Regions from separate parts of the Homo sapiens genome. Here regions 2 and 3 are each linked to region 1. The links are chromatin contacts, found by Hi-C or POLR2A ChIA-PET in ENCODE. All regions are on one chromosome and are shown on one strand. Each heading gives the region's core, a stretch centred on a gene start or an enhancer-like site at or near the end of the contact. The rest is flanking DNA. Distances are from core to core; before and after follow the strand shown.

Region 1 (5,058 bases), core at 1,175-3,674:
CATTTGGAGTTTGATGGTTTCTAGGTGTGAGAGAATAAAACAAGTTTTATAAGGTTAAGTATCCATGGGTTAAACGTGTATTATATAAGGAAAGAATCTAGTGCCAAGGGTTACAGAGATAAGAAGTGAGGCCGGGTGCTGTGGCTCACCCCTGCAATCCCAGCACTTTGGGAGGCCGAGGCAGAGGGATCACCTAAAGTCAAGAGTTCAAGACCAGCCTGGCCAACATAGTGAAACCCCGTCTCTAAAAATACAAAAATTAGCCGGGTGTGGCGGCGCACACCTGTAATCCCAGCTACTTGGGACGCTGAGGCAGGAGAATTGCTTGAACCTTGGAGGTGGAGGTTGCAGTGAGCCAAGATCACACCACTGCACTCCAGCCTGGGTGACAGAGTGAGACTCCATCTCAAAAAAAAAAAAAAAAGAAAGAAGTGAAATATACGAATTATTCTGAAAACATTATTGTGCTCTGTGGTATAGAACAGAACAAAGGTAAGAACAGCAAGCATAGGCAAGACTATAAAGAGGATACCCATGGAAGGCTAATTATTAACACTTATCTTTTGTGATTTTTAGCTTGAGGTCCCCAATCTCTTCACATTGGTACTTTGGGTGTTCTTCTGGGTCAACGGAGGTGACTCTGTTGGCTTCCCAAGTCTTTACTTGGGTATAATGAATCCAAGAGTCTATTCCAGTGACCTTCACTGCCACAGGAGTAGAAAGGAGTACAGTGTAGGGTCCCTCCCAACCTGGGCCTATAGAGAGAGAAAGGGAAGGGATATCACTTTTACTAGCACTAGGTCCCTTGGGTTGAACAGAGGTGGCCCTGGTTCACGGGATTGGGCCTCCAACAATTGTTTCAGTTCCTGTTGGAAATGGACCAAAGAGGTTATGTGCTTAGTTAAATTAGAGGTTTCTTGGTCTAGCAAGAGATAACTGGTGAGAAAAGGCTATCCACACATCATTTCAAAGGGACTCAAACCTAGCTTTGAAGGAGTGTTTCTGACATGTAGCAGGGCTATGGGGAGAAGGGTAGTCCAGGGGAGATGAGTCTCCTGAGACGGTTTCCTGAGGTGCCTTTTGATAATATCATTTGTCTTTTCTACCTTTCCCGGGGATTGTGGTCTCCAGGCATAATGAAGATAGTACTGTAGAACCAAGTGCCTTTGAGACCCCCTGGGTGACGGCCACCTTGAACGAGGGGCCATTATTGCTCTGGAGATACTTAGGAAGTCCAAAGCAGGGAATTATCTCATTGATTAGTACTTTTATCACCTCAGAGGCTTTCTCTGTCTGACATGGAAATGCTTCTACCCAGTTAGTGAACGTATCTATTTATAGTAGGAGGTACTGGATGCCCCTTGTCTTTGGCATATGGGTGAAATCCATTTGCCAGTCTTCCCCAAGGTAGCCGCTTGTCTTTTGAGTTCCTGGCCAAAGACGCTGTCGATTAAGGAGACTGTTTTTAAGGCAGATCTTGCCACCATTAACAACTTGTTTAACTCTTTGTATTAGATTTTTACCTGAGAACAATCTCTGGGCCAGTTGATAGGTTTTATCCTTACCTAGGTGGAAGGCCTAGTGAAGGCTTTTAAGTACTTTCCATTGGTTGGCAGCTGGTAGATGAAGCTTATTGTCCTCCGATTGTAGCCATCCTGAGGACTGCAGGATGTATCCCCAAGAGGTGGCCCATTCTATTTCTGCAAGAGAGTATTGAGGTTTTATTTCTCTGATGCGGCCCTCCCAGATCAGTAGGGCTTCAAGTGGATCAGAGACCTGGGCCCCCTTGCTGCTGATTTAGCTGCTTTGTCCTCCAGCCTATTTCCCTCGGCTATCTCATCCATCACTCTTTGATGGCCTTTACAATGTATTATTGCCAGCTCCCATGGGAGGAAAACCAAGGAAAATAGTCTTATTAATTTCCTGATGGTATTCAATGGGAGACTAATTAGCTGTGAGGAAGTTCTTCTCTTTCCAGATAGTAGCATGGGCATGGAGGACTAGGAAAGCATACTTAGAATCAGTATAAATGGGCCAGGCGCGGTGATTCACGCCTGTAATCCCAGCACTTTGGGAGGCCGAGGCAGGCGGATCACCTGAGGTCAGGAGTTCAAGACCAGCCTGACCAACATGGAGAAACCCTGTCTCTACTGAAAATACAAAATTAGCCGGGCATGGTGGCGCATGCCTGTAATCCCAGGTACCCGGGAGGCTGAGGCAGGAGAATCGCTTGAACCTGGGAGGCAGAGGTTGCAGTGAGCTGAGATTGCGCCATTGCACTCCAGCCTGGAAGTGCAATGAAGAGGAAACTCCGTCAGAAAGAGAGAGAGAGAGAGAGAGAGAGAGAGAGAGAGAGAGAGAGAGAGAGAGAGAGAGAGAAAGAATCAGTATAAATGCTGTTTTTCCTTTGCTTAACTTGAGCGCCCTCTTGAGGGCAATTAGTTTGGTTAGTTGAACACTTGTGCCCTAGGAGAGGTGCACTTTCAACTATATCGTTCATATAGCTGTTGCATACCCTGCTTTATGGGTTCTTTGTTCTACAAAAGAACTCCCGTCCGTAAAGAGAATCCAGTCTGGGTAAAACAGACTCGGGGCTGTTGCAGGGGGCACAGTGGGAGTGAGATCAGCTCTTTGGTTTGTGTGGGAGCTGGGTGGGGCCTGTGACTGCCGGCTTTCCCCCACTTCCCTGACAACTTGCATGACTCAGCAGAGGCAGCCATAATCCTCCTAGGAACACAACTTCAGTGACCTGGGAATCTCACCCCCATCCCCCATGGCAGCCGCAGCAAGACCCGCCAAGGAGAGCACGCCTAGCCCTGCTCCCACCTGATGGTCCTTCACTACCCACCCTGGTAGCAGAAGGCAAAGGACATATAATCTTGGGAGTTCTACAGCCGTGCCTACTGCCAGTCCCTCTCCACACTATTATAGTTGATGCTTTCTGGAAAGCACCACCTCCTGGCAGGAAGCCAACCAGCACAAAAATAGAGCATTAAACCAACAAAGCTAAGGACCCCCATGGAGTCCATTGCACCCTCCACCACCTCCACCAGAACAGGTGCTGGTATCCATGGCTGAAAGACTCACAGATGGTTCACATCACAGGACTCTGTGCAGACAACCCCCAGTACCAGCCTGGAGCCGGATTGACTCACTGGGTGGCTAGACCCAGAAGAGAGACAACAATCACTGGAGTTCAGCTCACAGGAAGCCACATCCCCAGAAAAGGGGGAGAATACTATATCAAGGGAACACCCCATGGGACAAAAAAATCTGAACAACAGCCTTCAGCCCTAGACCTTCCCTCTGACAGAGGCTACACAAATGAGAAGGAACCAGAAAACCAGCCCTGGTAATATAAGAAAACAAGGCTTGTCAACACCTCCCAAAAATTACACTGGTTCACCAGCAATGGCTCCAAACCAAGAAGAAATCCCCTATTTACCTGGAAAAGAATTCAGGAGGCTAGTTATTAAGCTAATCAGGGAGGGACCAGAGAAAGGCGAAGCCCAATGCAAGGAAATCCAAAGAAATGATGCAAGAAGTGAAGGGAGAAATATTCAAGGAAATAGATAGCCTAAAGAAAAAACAATCAAAAATTCAGAAAACTTTGGACACACTTTTAGAAATGCGAAATGCTCTGGAAAGTCTCAGCAATAGAATTGAACAAGTAGAGGAAAGAAACTCAGAGCTCGAAGACAAGGTCTTTGAATTAACCCAATCCAACAAAGACAAAGAAAAAAGATTAAGAAAATATGAACAAAGCCTCCAAGAAGTCTGAGATTATGTTAAACACCCAAACCTAAGAATAATCAGTGTTTCTGAGGAAGAAAACAATTCAAAATGCTTGGAAAATATATTTGGGGGAATAATCAAGGAAAACTTCCCCAGCCATGCTAGAGACCTAGACATGCAAATACAAGAAGCGCAAGGAACACCTGGGAAATTCATCACAAAAAGATCATCGCCTAGGCGCACTGTCATCAGGTTATCCAAAGTTAAGACAAAGGAAAGAATCTTAAGAGCTGTGAGACAGAAGCACCAGGTAACCTGTAAAGGAAAACCTATCAGATTAACAGCAGATTTCTCAGCAGAAACCCTACAAGCTAGAAGGGATTGGGGCCCTATCTTCAGCCTCCTCAAACAAAACAATTATCAGCCAAGAATTTTGCATCTGGCAAAACTAGGCATCATATATGAAGGAAAGATACAGTCGTTTCAGACAAACAAATGCTGAGAGAATTCGCCATTACCAAGCCACCACTACAAGAACTGCTAAAAGGAGCTCTAAATCTTGAAACAAATCCCGAAAACACATCAAAACAGAACCTCTTTAAAGCATAAATCACACAGGACCTGTAAACCAAAAATACAAGTTAAAAAGCAAAACAAACAAACAAAGTATGCAGGCAACAAAGAGCATGATGAATGCAACGGTACCTCACATTTCAATACTAACTGAATGTAAATGGCCTAAATGCTCCACTTAAAAGATACAGAACCGCAGAATGGATAAGAACTCACCAACTGGCCGGGTGCGGTGGCTCTCTCCCGTAATCCCAGCACTTTGGGAGGCCGAGGTGGACGGATCACAAGGTCAGGAGATCGAGACCATCCTGGCTAACAAGGTGAAATCCCGTCTCTACTAAAAATACAAAAAATTAGCCGGGTGTGGTGGTGGGCACCTGTAGTCCCAGCTACTCAGGAGGCTGAGGCAGGAGAATGGCGTGAACCCGGGAGGCGGAGCTTGCAGTGAGCCGAGATTATGCCACTGCACTCCAGCCTGGGCAACAGAGCGAGACTCCATCTCAAAAACAACAACAACAACAAAAAAACAAAAACAGAACAAACAAAAAGAACTCACCAACCATCTGCTGCCTTCAGGAGACTCACCTAACACATAAGGACTCACATAAAGTAAAGGAGTGGAAAAAAGGCATTTCATGTAAATGGACACCAAAAGTGAGCAGGGATAGCTATTCTTATATTAGACAAAACAAACTTTAAAGCAATAGCAGTTAAAAGAGAAAAAGCGGGACATTATATGATGGTAAAAGG
Region 2 (5,058 bases), core at 1,483-3,982, 120 kb after region 1:
TTGTCGGGGTTTAGGCAGAGGCAAAGGGATCTTAGACTTAACATCGAAAGCACAAGCCATAAGTGAAAAATTGGTAAGTTGGACCTCATCAAAATTTAAAAATTTTTCTCTAGGAAAGATTCTGCTAAGAAGATGAAAAGACGAGCTACAAACTGGGAGAGAATACTTGTAAACCAATTATCCAACAAAGGACTGGTATATGGAATCTATAAAGAACTCTGAAAACTCAATAGTTAAAAACAAAACGAACAAACAAACAAAAAAAACTGACTGGGCACAGTGGCTCACACCTGTAATGCTAGCACTTTGGGAGGCTGAGGTGGGAAAATCGCTTAACGCCAGGAATTCAAGGAGTTCAAGACCAGTCTGGGCAACATAGTGAGACCCTATCTCTACAAAAAATTTAAAAAATAATCAGGTATGCTGGTGCGCACTGTAGTCCAGATACCCAGGAGGCAATGACAGGAGGATTGCTTGAGCCCAGGAGGTCAAAGCTCCTGCACTCCAGCCCGGGTGACAGAATGAGACCCTGTTTCTAAAAAAAAAAAAGAAAAGAAAAGAAAAAGAAAATGAAAGAAAGAAAAGGCTATATATACTGTATGATTCCATTTCTGTAACTTTCTTGACAAAATCATAGAAGTGGATAACAGATTAGTGGTTCCCAGGGATCAAGGTGAGATGGGAGAGGAGTATAGCCATAAAAGGGCAACATGAGGGAATCCTTGTGATGATGGAAATGTTCTGTACCGGTATTGACGATGTAATAGTGTCAGTATCCTGCTTGTGTTATTGGACTAAAGTTTTGCAAGATATTACCATTGGGGAAACTGGGTAAAGGATATATGGAAATGTCTCTATACTTTTTCTTACAACTGTATGTGAATCTATAATTATCTCAAAATAAAATGCTTAATTAATTTATTATTTGATTTATTTATTTAGAGACAGAGTTTTGCTCTTGTTGCCCAGGCTGGAGTGCAGTGGTGCAATCTCAGCTCACTGCAACCTCTGTCTCCTGGGTTCAAGCATTTCTCCTGCCTCAGCCTCCCGAGTAGCTGAGATTACAGGTGTTTGGCCACCATGCCTGGCCAATTTTTTTTTTTTTGTATTTTCAGTAGAGACGGGGTTTCACCATGTTGGCCAGACTGGTCTCAAGCTCCTGATCTCAGGTGATCAGCCTGCCTTAGCCTCCCAAAGTGCTGGGATTACAGGCGTGATAAAATGCTTAACTTAAAAAGAAATGGGCCTGGCATGGTGGCTCACACACGTAATCCCAGGAGGATCATTTGAGCCTAGGAGGTCGAGGCTGTAGTGAGCCATGATCATGCCACTGCACTGCAGCCTGGGCAATGGAGCAAGACTCTGTCTCAAAAAATAAAACAATAAAATAAAATAGTAGAGGATATTCTCTCTTCCTCAGCGCTGCCTACAGAGGTTGCAGCCATCTCCTCCTTGGCATCACAGCTGCCCTCAGACCCCTTGTGAAACTCAAGATTGTCAAAAAGAGAACCAAGAAGTTCATCCTGTACCAGTCAGACTGGTATGTCAAAATCAAGCCTAACTGGCAGAAACCCAGAGGTATTGACAATAGGGTTTGTAGAAGGTTCAAGGGCCAGATCTTGAAGCCCATCGTTGGTTATGGGAGCAACAAAAAAACAAAGCACATGCTGCCCAATGGTTTCCGGAAATTCCTGGTCCATGACATCAATGAGCTGGAAGTGCTGATGATGTGCAACAAATCTTACTGTGCTAAGATCGCTCACAATGTTTCCTCCAAGAACTGCAAGGCCATCGTGGAAAGAGCAGCCCAGCTGGCCATCAGAGTCAACAACCTCAATGCCATACTGCGCAGCAAAGAAAATGAATAGGCGGCTCGTGTGCATGTTTTGTGTTTAAAGAAAACCATAAAAACTGCCAAAAAAAAAAAATATAGTAGAGGGGGCCTGGTGTGGCAGCTCACGCCTGTAATCCCAGCACTTTGGGAGGCCGAGGCAGGCGGATCACCCGAGGTCAGGAGTTTGAGATCAGTCTGGCCAACATGGCGAAACCTCGTGTCTACTGAAAACACAAATATTAGCCAGGCGTGGTGGCACACACCTGTAATCCCAGCTATTCGGGAGACTGAGGCAGGAGACTCTCTTGAACTCGGGAGGCGGAGGTTGCAGTGAGCCAAGATTGCACCACTGCACTCCAGCCTGGGTGACAGAGTGAGACTCTGTCTCAAAAAAAAAATTTAAAAGAATAGTAGAGGGGCTCCTAAAGAGCAAAAAACCTGTAAGACTAAGAGGAAAAGCATCTAATGGTGTGACTTCAGGCATGTGACAAGTCACTAGAAGAGGGAGAGAGATACACCCTTTGCCACTTTCTTCAAAGTCAATCCTGGCACCTAATATAGAGAGATGTTAGTATTTACCTATGATTGATTTAAGGAAGATTCTTCCCCTATTACCCTCTGTAAAATTTGCAGTCATCATTGATAAAGACAAGACAAGAGTTTGACTCTTAGCCTCAAACATAAAGGACTTCAAAATCTTATTTGGTGCACTATTGGTGTGTTTGTATAATTTAACTATAAGTGACTTACATATTTAAAAAAATTATCACAATTTTGATCTGCACCAGAAAGGAATTTGCAGCTGAAAATAATCTGTTCCTATCTAGGTAAATTTTGAAAATATCTAAATTTTCTTAGTGAGAAAACATCCATGGTCTCAGATGTGGTTATGGGATAATGGTCTCCCAATGACTCATAAAATACCTCTCCTGGGAAAATACCTCTAGCATTACAAATAGGGTTGCAAATCTAAAAAGACAAATTTCATTAAGGCAGGAGATTTTTCTGGGCATGCTATGTAACTCCTGTTGTGGTGGTCTGGTGGAAAGGTTGGTGGAAAAGTGGGGGCTGGAGGGAAGGGGATGGACAGGAGAGACCCTTAAAGAGAGACTCTTGAAACAAGTATCTGTTGTTGGTATAAGAAGTTTAGGAAATATACCTTAAGATAAGAAGGAATTGTACTAAAATGTAGTCATTCAGATTCTTAAAAGGACTGTGTGAGGACAAAAAAATCCAGGGGAAATACATTTTAAAGACATGATCATAAACAGAGTGGCATTAATGGATCATTGTGGGCCCCCTTCAAGATTATGTATTCAGAGGCAGAAGAGAGGGAGGAGGGGCCAGGAAGTGACTGGTGTGGTTGGCGCTCATGGGTTTATTGTTGTCTACAGGTTCTGAATCCTACCCTAGCAATGCTGACCACTCTTCATGGGATGGCTGAGACGGGAACACCCAGTGCCTGGGGTAGGCAGCTGAGAGCCACCTGGTAAAATGATTTGGTCTTTAGAAGAGTATGGATATGCAGCCAGGCGCAGTGGCTCACACCTGTAATCCCAGCACTTTGGGAGGCCGAGGCGGGCTGATCTCTTGAGGCCAGGAGTTCGAGACTAGCCTGACCAACACGGCGAAACCACATCTCTACTAAAAATATAAAAATTAGCTAGGCATGGTGGCACACGCCTGTGATTCCAGCTACTTGGGAGGCAGAGGTTGCAGTGCAGTGAGCCAAGATCACGCCACTGCATTCCAGCCTGAAGCACAAAGCAGGACTCCGTCTCAAAAAAAAAAAAAGTATGGATATGCAACCAGCAACAAGGAAACTGAGGCAGAGTCTAGCCAAGAACCAAATAGGGGAGGTGCTGGTGTACACAAGGATGGGGAATGGCTTTTGTGGGGCCCTGAACTAGGGACAATAGCCAGGTCATCTAGATTCCGGGCTGAAGCCAACGGCTGAGCAAAGCTGGGCTCAGGAACAAATGAAGGTGTGGTAGGCAAAATTCTCCTGTATTAGTCTGTTTTGTGTTGTTATAAAGGAATACCTGAGGCTGGATAATTTACAAAGAAAAGAGATTTATTTTGGCTCACAGTTCTGTAGGCTGTATAAGAAGCATGGTGCCAGCATCTGCATCTGGTGAGGCCTCAGGAAGTTTCCGCTCATGGCAGAAGGGGAAGAGGCATCAGGTGTATCAAAAAGCAAGAGACAGAGCAAGAGAAAGGGGAAGAGGTGCCAGACTCTCTAAACAACCAGCTCTCACGTGAACTTATAGCTTGAGAATTCACTCATTACTGTGCAGAGGGCATCAAGCCATTCATGAGGGATCCTGTCCCCATGACCCAAACACCTCCCACTAGGCCCCACCTCCAACACTGGGGGGGGGGGGGTCACTTTTTTTTTTTTTTTTTTGAGACAGAGTCTCACTCTGTCACCTAGGCTGGAGTGCAGTAGCATGATCTCAGCACTCACTGCAACCTCTGCCTCCTGGGTTCAAGCAATTCTCCTGCCTCAGCCTCCTGAGTAGCTGGGATTACAGGTGCCCACCACCACACATGGCTAATTTTTGTATTTTTGGTAGAGATAGGGTTTTGCCATGTTGGTCAGGCTGGTCTCAAACTCCAAAACTCAGGTGATCCTCCTGCCTTGGCCTCCAAAAGTGCTGGGATTACAGGCGTGAGCCACTGTGCCTGGCCTGGGGGTCACATTTCAACATGAGATGTGGAGGGGACAAATATACAAACTATATCAACCCCCAAATTCCTGCCCCCTAGCATACACACTCTGTATCATTCCCTCCTTTTGAGTATGGGTAGGATCTGTGGATATGATGGGATAATTTTGCAGTATCTATCAAAATTACAGGAGCATATGATCTTGATCTTTGACCCAGTAAGTTCACTTCTAGGAATTTACTCCACAGGTATATTAGCAGACATGGGAAATTATTTATGCACAACGTTTTCCATTTGAACATTCACCTACCTATTCATTCATTCAATACATGTATATTGTTAGTAATTTTAAAAGGTTGGAAACAACCTAAGTAGCAGTCAATAAGGATGATTAAATACATTACTGCACAATGGAATACCACATAGCTAGAACAAAATAAAGAACAAGGAAACTCTGTATGTATCAATTTGGAAAGATCTCCAATACATTTTTAAGGGAAAAAAGCATGATGCGGAATAGAGCATACATCATATTAAAAGGAGGGGATTGGGGA
Region 3 (5,058 bases), core at 1,979-4,478, 100 kb before region 1:
TTCCCCTCTTTCTCACCTTCAACACCAATCTAATCATAACTCGTGAATATTTTCTCTCCTAACTCCTTGTGGAACGTACCCTACTCTGAGCTACCAACAACTCTAATGTGAACCACTTCAACAAGTGGTTTCATTACTTTAGTCTTGTTCCCATTCAATTTATTCTCCATATTGCTATCAGGTTGAGCTTTCAAAAACACCTATCTAATGATGTCAGTTTTAGCTTAAAATCATCTGATAGCTTCTTAGTGCCATTAGGATAAAGCCTAAATTGTTGAAGGACATTTACATAGGCCTAAAGGATGTGACCCCTTCCTGCGTACATTTCCAGCCTCATTTCTCCCATCTCCTGCCATGCCGAACTCCTTTCAGCACAAAAATGCCAAGCTCTCTCTTCCCTCCAAGCCTTCACATTAGCAGTTATCCCTCTGGTTAGGACCTCCCACTGCCTCTGCCCCACTTTCCTCTGACTAATTCTCACCTCTCCTTCAGTCCAAGTATAACTGGTACTTCCTCAGGGATACCCTTCCTGACTTCTGAACTAGCCCATATTCCTCTGCTTTATGAACCCACAGCATTCTGAGGGGATGTCAGAATTCAAGCCTGACACACAGTCACACTCAATGCATATCTGCTGAACGAATCAAAGAAATGCAGAGAAAAGACATCCAAAAATACCAAGTGAGGCCAGGTGCAGTGGCTTATGCCTGTAATCCCAACACTTTGGGAGGCCGAGGTGGGTGGATCACTTGAGGCCAGGAGTTCGAGACCAGCCTGGTCAACATGGTGAAACCCCGTCTCTATTAAAAATACACAAAAACTAGCTGGGCGTCGTGGTGTGTGCCTGTAGTCCCAGCTACTCGGGAGGTTGAGGCACGAGAATTGCTTGAACCTAGGAGGCAGAGGTTGGGAGGCTGCAGTGAGCCAAGATCATGCCACTGCACTCCAGTCAACCTGAGCAACAGAATGAGACTCTGTCTCAAAACAAGCAAACAAACAAACAACAAAAAAAACAAAACCAAGTGATGCTGGATTGCCACTCCATAGATTAAAGGAATCTTCCCCCAGACCCTAGTAACTCTATGCAGAAATCCACAACACCCACAGGTTCTGAACACTGCTTTATGTTGTCTCATGAAAGAGAAGCAGCTTTCAGAGTGTGACTGCAACATGTGGCACCAAGTGAAACATATGACAGGGGCTTACTTTAATAAGCGAATTGCATGGCTGAAGCCATCACCTTCCACTTGCACTCCTTGATGTGGAATCTCCAGATTGGACAACTAGAAAGAGAAAAACAATTATATCAGACGACCAATTTTACAAAAACAACTACCATTTCTAAGTACTACGGTCTCTATTCTTGTGGCACCTGTTCTAGGACCATCCTTTCCCCAAGTTACAACATATTAGGCATGAGTATTATCCCCATCATTAGATTCCCTGGGAAACGACATGAAGTCCAGTGGAACTCAAAGCTGTCCCAGTGCATCTAGTTTAAGAAACACCTCCACAAGTGGCAAATATTCAAAATTTAGGAGATTAGTCTAATTTTTGCAGGGAGCCAAAAGTAATCTAGAATCAATTTTAGTAGTTCAAGAGGCCACAAGAATGGTTTCTCGTGTAATTCTCTTCTGTTTGTTCAAAACAATGTTTGAGTCACTGTCATAGCTTATTTCTAAATGATATTTTTTAGTTTACAACATTTCTGAAATACATTTTTAAGAATTAAACTACTTCCTATGTGAAACCCAAGAAAAGATTTCCAATTTGTGCATTTACCCAATGACATCTCTTTCCCAATTAAAGGATTCAGAAAGCAAATTAAAAAGATAAATGCAGAGATAGTGCCTGAAACCCTTTCCATGGGACTGCAAGTAATTACAGTATGCCAGAAAGTCATCTGATCTAAAGAAATGCTTGCCTTTGGCAGATATTCCCAGGTCTTGCATGACAGACTATTTATATCTACCATGTTCTGGAAAGGATTTAAGGAAGTTCCAGGTATTTGAGTGAGCCCTGCTCTTTGGGCCTGGGAAAGGGAAAGGTTTAGAAAAATAGCTGCTACCAAATAGGAAGTAGGGGTTCAGATTCAAAAGGAAATGAAGTGTGGGCCAGCTCAAAAATGTTGCTGCTATTCTATCAATCAGATATATAAACATCCGGCCAGATGCGGTGGCTCACACCTGTAATCCCAGCACTTTGGGAGGCCGAGGCAGTTGGATCACCTGAGGTCAGGAGTTCAAGACGAGCCTAGCCAACATGGTAAAACCCCGTCTCTACTAATACAAAAATTAGCTGGGTGTGGTGGTGTATGCCTGTAATCTCAGCTACTTGGGAGGCTGAGGCAGGAGAATCGCTTGAATCAGGGAGGTGGAGGTTGCAGTAAGCCAAGATTGCGCCATTGCACTCCAGCCTGGGTGACAAGAGTGAAACTCCATTTCAAAAAAAAAAAAGATATATAAACATCCCTTATAAGATGAGATTTAGTTTTAGTTATTCACATCTCAGCCTAAATTACTTTAAGCAGAAAATATACTTGCTTTTATCTTTAACATAGCTAGAATGTTCACTGAGAATAAAAAGTAGGTAAGTTTTTAAGAGCTTGACTGAGTTCAATAGAGAACTACAGAATGTTCATCTGTGTCCCATATGTGCAGCAGGTATAGGAATACAGAGAAGGTGGACAGAGAGGACGTATGTCTACAGTCATTAACCTACGTAGGCCTACAAAGACACACATTTTTGCCAATTCTGGCCTGTGGGTAGGGGAAGAGAGGATATAAATGCATTGCTTTGCCTCAGCACCACATATCCATCTTCCCTTCCCACTGCAAAGGTAGTAACTGAATGATATTCATATAATCAATCCAAATAACACAATAAAAGAGTCCAAGAACACAGTCAATTACATAGGAAACATGGACACACTCCACAGTTTAGGAGCTAAGGCCAGTATCCAGATAAGAGGACATTCATCAGGCTCACAGTTCTAGGAGCTGGGTCATCAAGGACATGAGTATTTATTTTAGGTGCCTGTTTCTAGGCTTGGGTTTCTCTCTGGGCTCTTTACAATTTCACACCTTATCCTCTGCCTACAGATCCCAAATTCCTGTAAAGCAGGAGTTGGCAAACAACAGCTCATGAGCCAAATCCAGCCCACTGCCTGGTTTTTTTGTTTGTTTGTTTTGAGAAGGAGTCTCGCTCTGTCACCCAGGCTGGAGTGGCTTGATCTTGGCTCACTGCAACCTCCGCCTCCCAGGTTCAAGCAATTCTCCTGCCTCAGCCTCCCGAGTAGCTGGGATTACAGGCGCCCGCTACCATGCCTGACTAAGTTTTGTATTTTTAGTAGAGACGGGGTTTCACCATGTTGGCCAGGTTGGTCTCAAATTCCTGACCTCAGGTGATCTGCCCACCTCGGCCTCCCAAAGTGCTGGGACTACAGGCATGAGTCACCGTGCCCGGCCCACTGCCTGTTTTTGTAAATGAAGTTTTTTACCGTAACACAGCCATGCTCATTTGTTTAAATATCAGCTCTGGCTGGTTCACACTACAACAGCAGATTTGAGTAGCTATAACAGAGACCACTTGACCGACAAAGTCTAAAATATTTATATTTGGCTCTTTACAGAAAAAGTTTCCCAATCCCTGTTCTAAAGCATGAAAGCTATTTTCAACAAATCTTCCCAAGGCCATCATCATCAGCCCAACTGAAAAAGTCCATTTTCACATTTCCAGGTCTCTCCTTCATTCACAATAACTTACAGAGGAGGGGATTCTTACAAAACATAAAACTTTAACCTACAGGGAAATAACTGGGGTTTTAGTGTATCACTTTTGAGGGGCTACCCATCCTTGGCCAAACTCCTTTTTGGAAATACAAAAAGTGCAGGTCTGTTACCTCCCTTTCACGTTTGAGGATTATATTGGATATCACAACTGCGTATTCTTTCAAGGCACTAATTCTGCATAAATCTATTGCTTCTCCCATGTGAGAAAAGTAAAAATTTAGTTTAATATTCTTTCTGATCTGCTTCTTAGAAAGGATCCCGGTTTTACTAGGGCTTAATCAATATACATGGCTTTACCAACTCAAAAATAAGCCACCTGGCTATCAACTAACCATCTCTAATAGGCTTAAACAATGCTCCTACTAAGAGGTATAAAAGTAAAATGTTAATTCTTAAAAACTGTCCACTTGCTTTTCTTTAATTTTTTTAAAAGAGACAAGGTCTTGCTATGTTGCCCAGGCTGGTCTTGAACTCCTAAGCTCAAGCAATCCTTCCACCTTGGCCTCCCAAAGTGCTGGGATTACAGGCATCAGTCACTGCACTCAGCCTGTCCACTTTTTCTTTTAATCTTTTTTTTTTTTTTTTTTTTTGGAGACAGAGTCTTGCTTTGTTGCCCAGGCTGGAGTGCAGTGGTGCAATCTTGACTCACTGCAACCTATACCTCCTGGGTTCAAGTAGTTCTCCTGCTTCAGCCTCCCAAGTAGCTGGGATTACAGGCGTGTGCCACCACACCCGGATAATTTTTGTATTTTTAGTAGAGACAAAGTTTTACCATGTTGGCCAGGCTGGACTCAAACTCCTGACCTCAAGTGATCCACCCGCCTCGGCCTCCCAAAGTGCTGGGATTACAGGTGTGAGCCACCGTGCCCAGCCCTGTCCACTTTTTTTAACTGGGAAAATTTTACATTCAATTTCCATAAAGAGCAGAAGACCCAGAATCTGGAATCAGAGAGATGAAATAATTCAAGTCATGTTTTACATGTATACCATTAGATGCTATGATTGTAACCCTACCACTCCTCCCAAAATGAACAGGATCACAAACATTCTGCTTTTCCTAATGGAATCTATATATACCCTCAGCAACACATTTTAAAAACTACTCTTTCATTTGGGGTATCCAGAACTGTTCCAAAAAACTTACCTCCAACCGAAGTCCTACAAATGGCATATTTGTATCACACATAGCGACGAAGTGGGCTAAAACTTTATTGAAGGCACACATTTCTCCTGCTCGTTTTGTTTTCTTGGATTCTACTGGACATGG

Evidence for each region. Hi-C counts contacts between places; a loop is a spot of excess contacts on that map. ChIA-PET counts read pairs that join two places held with the same protein, here RNA polymerase II (POLR2A). Pooled maps may share reads with other maps.
Region 2: a loop to region 1 is called in a pooled map, with 2.3 times the contacts of the local background. The contact joins two enhancer-like sites. A Hi-C loop is called at or near these places in 2 of 50 pooled maps. POLR2A ChIA-PET finds 5 or more read pairs at or near these places in 2 of 52 experiments (A673 and MCF 10A).
Region 3: a map of heart right ventricle shows a loop between it and region 1 (3-fold over the local background). The contact joins two enhancer-like sites. A Hi-C loop is called at or near these places in 2 of 168 maps with a recorded cell type or tissue (both heart right ventricle) and 5 of 50 pooled maps. POLR2A ChIA-PET finds 5 or more read pairs at or near these places in 2 of 52 experiments (BJ and WTC11).

The regions. Positions count from the first base shown.
Region 1 is chrX:40,791,792-40,796,849 of GRCh38, forward strand. No RefSeq gene overlaps it. Among named protein-coding and RNA genes, the nearest start is that of MED14OS, 59 kb to the left of the region's middle. Within about 2 kb of position 2,425, at least 7 of the 41 ENCODE cell types and tissues checked have a DNase peak (open chromatin) inside an H3K27ac peak, as active enhancers do.
Region 2 is chrX:40,906,524-40,911,581 of GRCh38, forward strand. It overlaps the pseudogene RPL32P36. Among named protein-coding and RNA genes, the nearest start is that of MED14OS, 170 kb to the left of the region's middle. RefSeq lists an enhancer at 1,856-3,055. Within about 2 kb of position 2,733, at least 4 of the 41 ENCODE cell types and tissues checked have a DNase peak (open chromatin) inside an H3K27ac peak, as active enhancers do.
Region 3 is chrX:40,687,248-40,692,305 of GRCh38, forward strand. MED14 (mediator complex subunit 14) reads right to left here. Exons shown (of 31, transcript NM_004229.4): 15 at 4,936-5,058; 16 at 1,207-1,283. Among named protein-coding and RNA genes, the nearest start is that of CXorf38, 42 kb to the left of the region's middle. Within about 2 kb of position 3,229, at least 3 of the 41 ENCODE cell types and tissues checked have a DNase peak (open chromatin) inside an H3K27ac peak, as active enhancers do.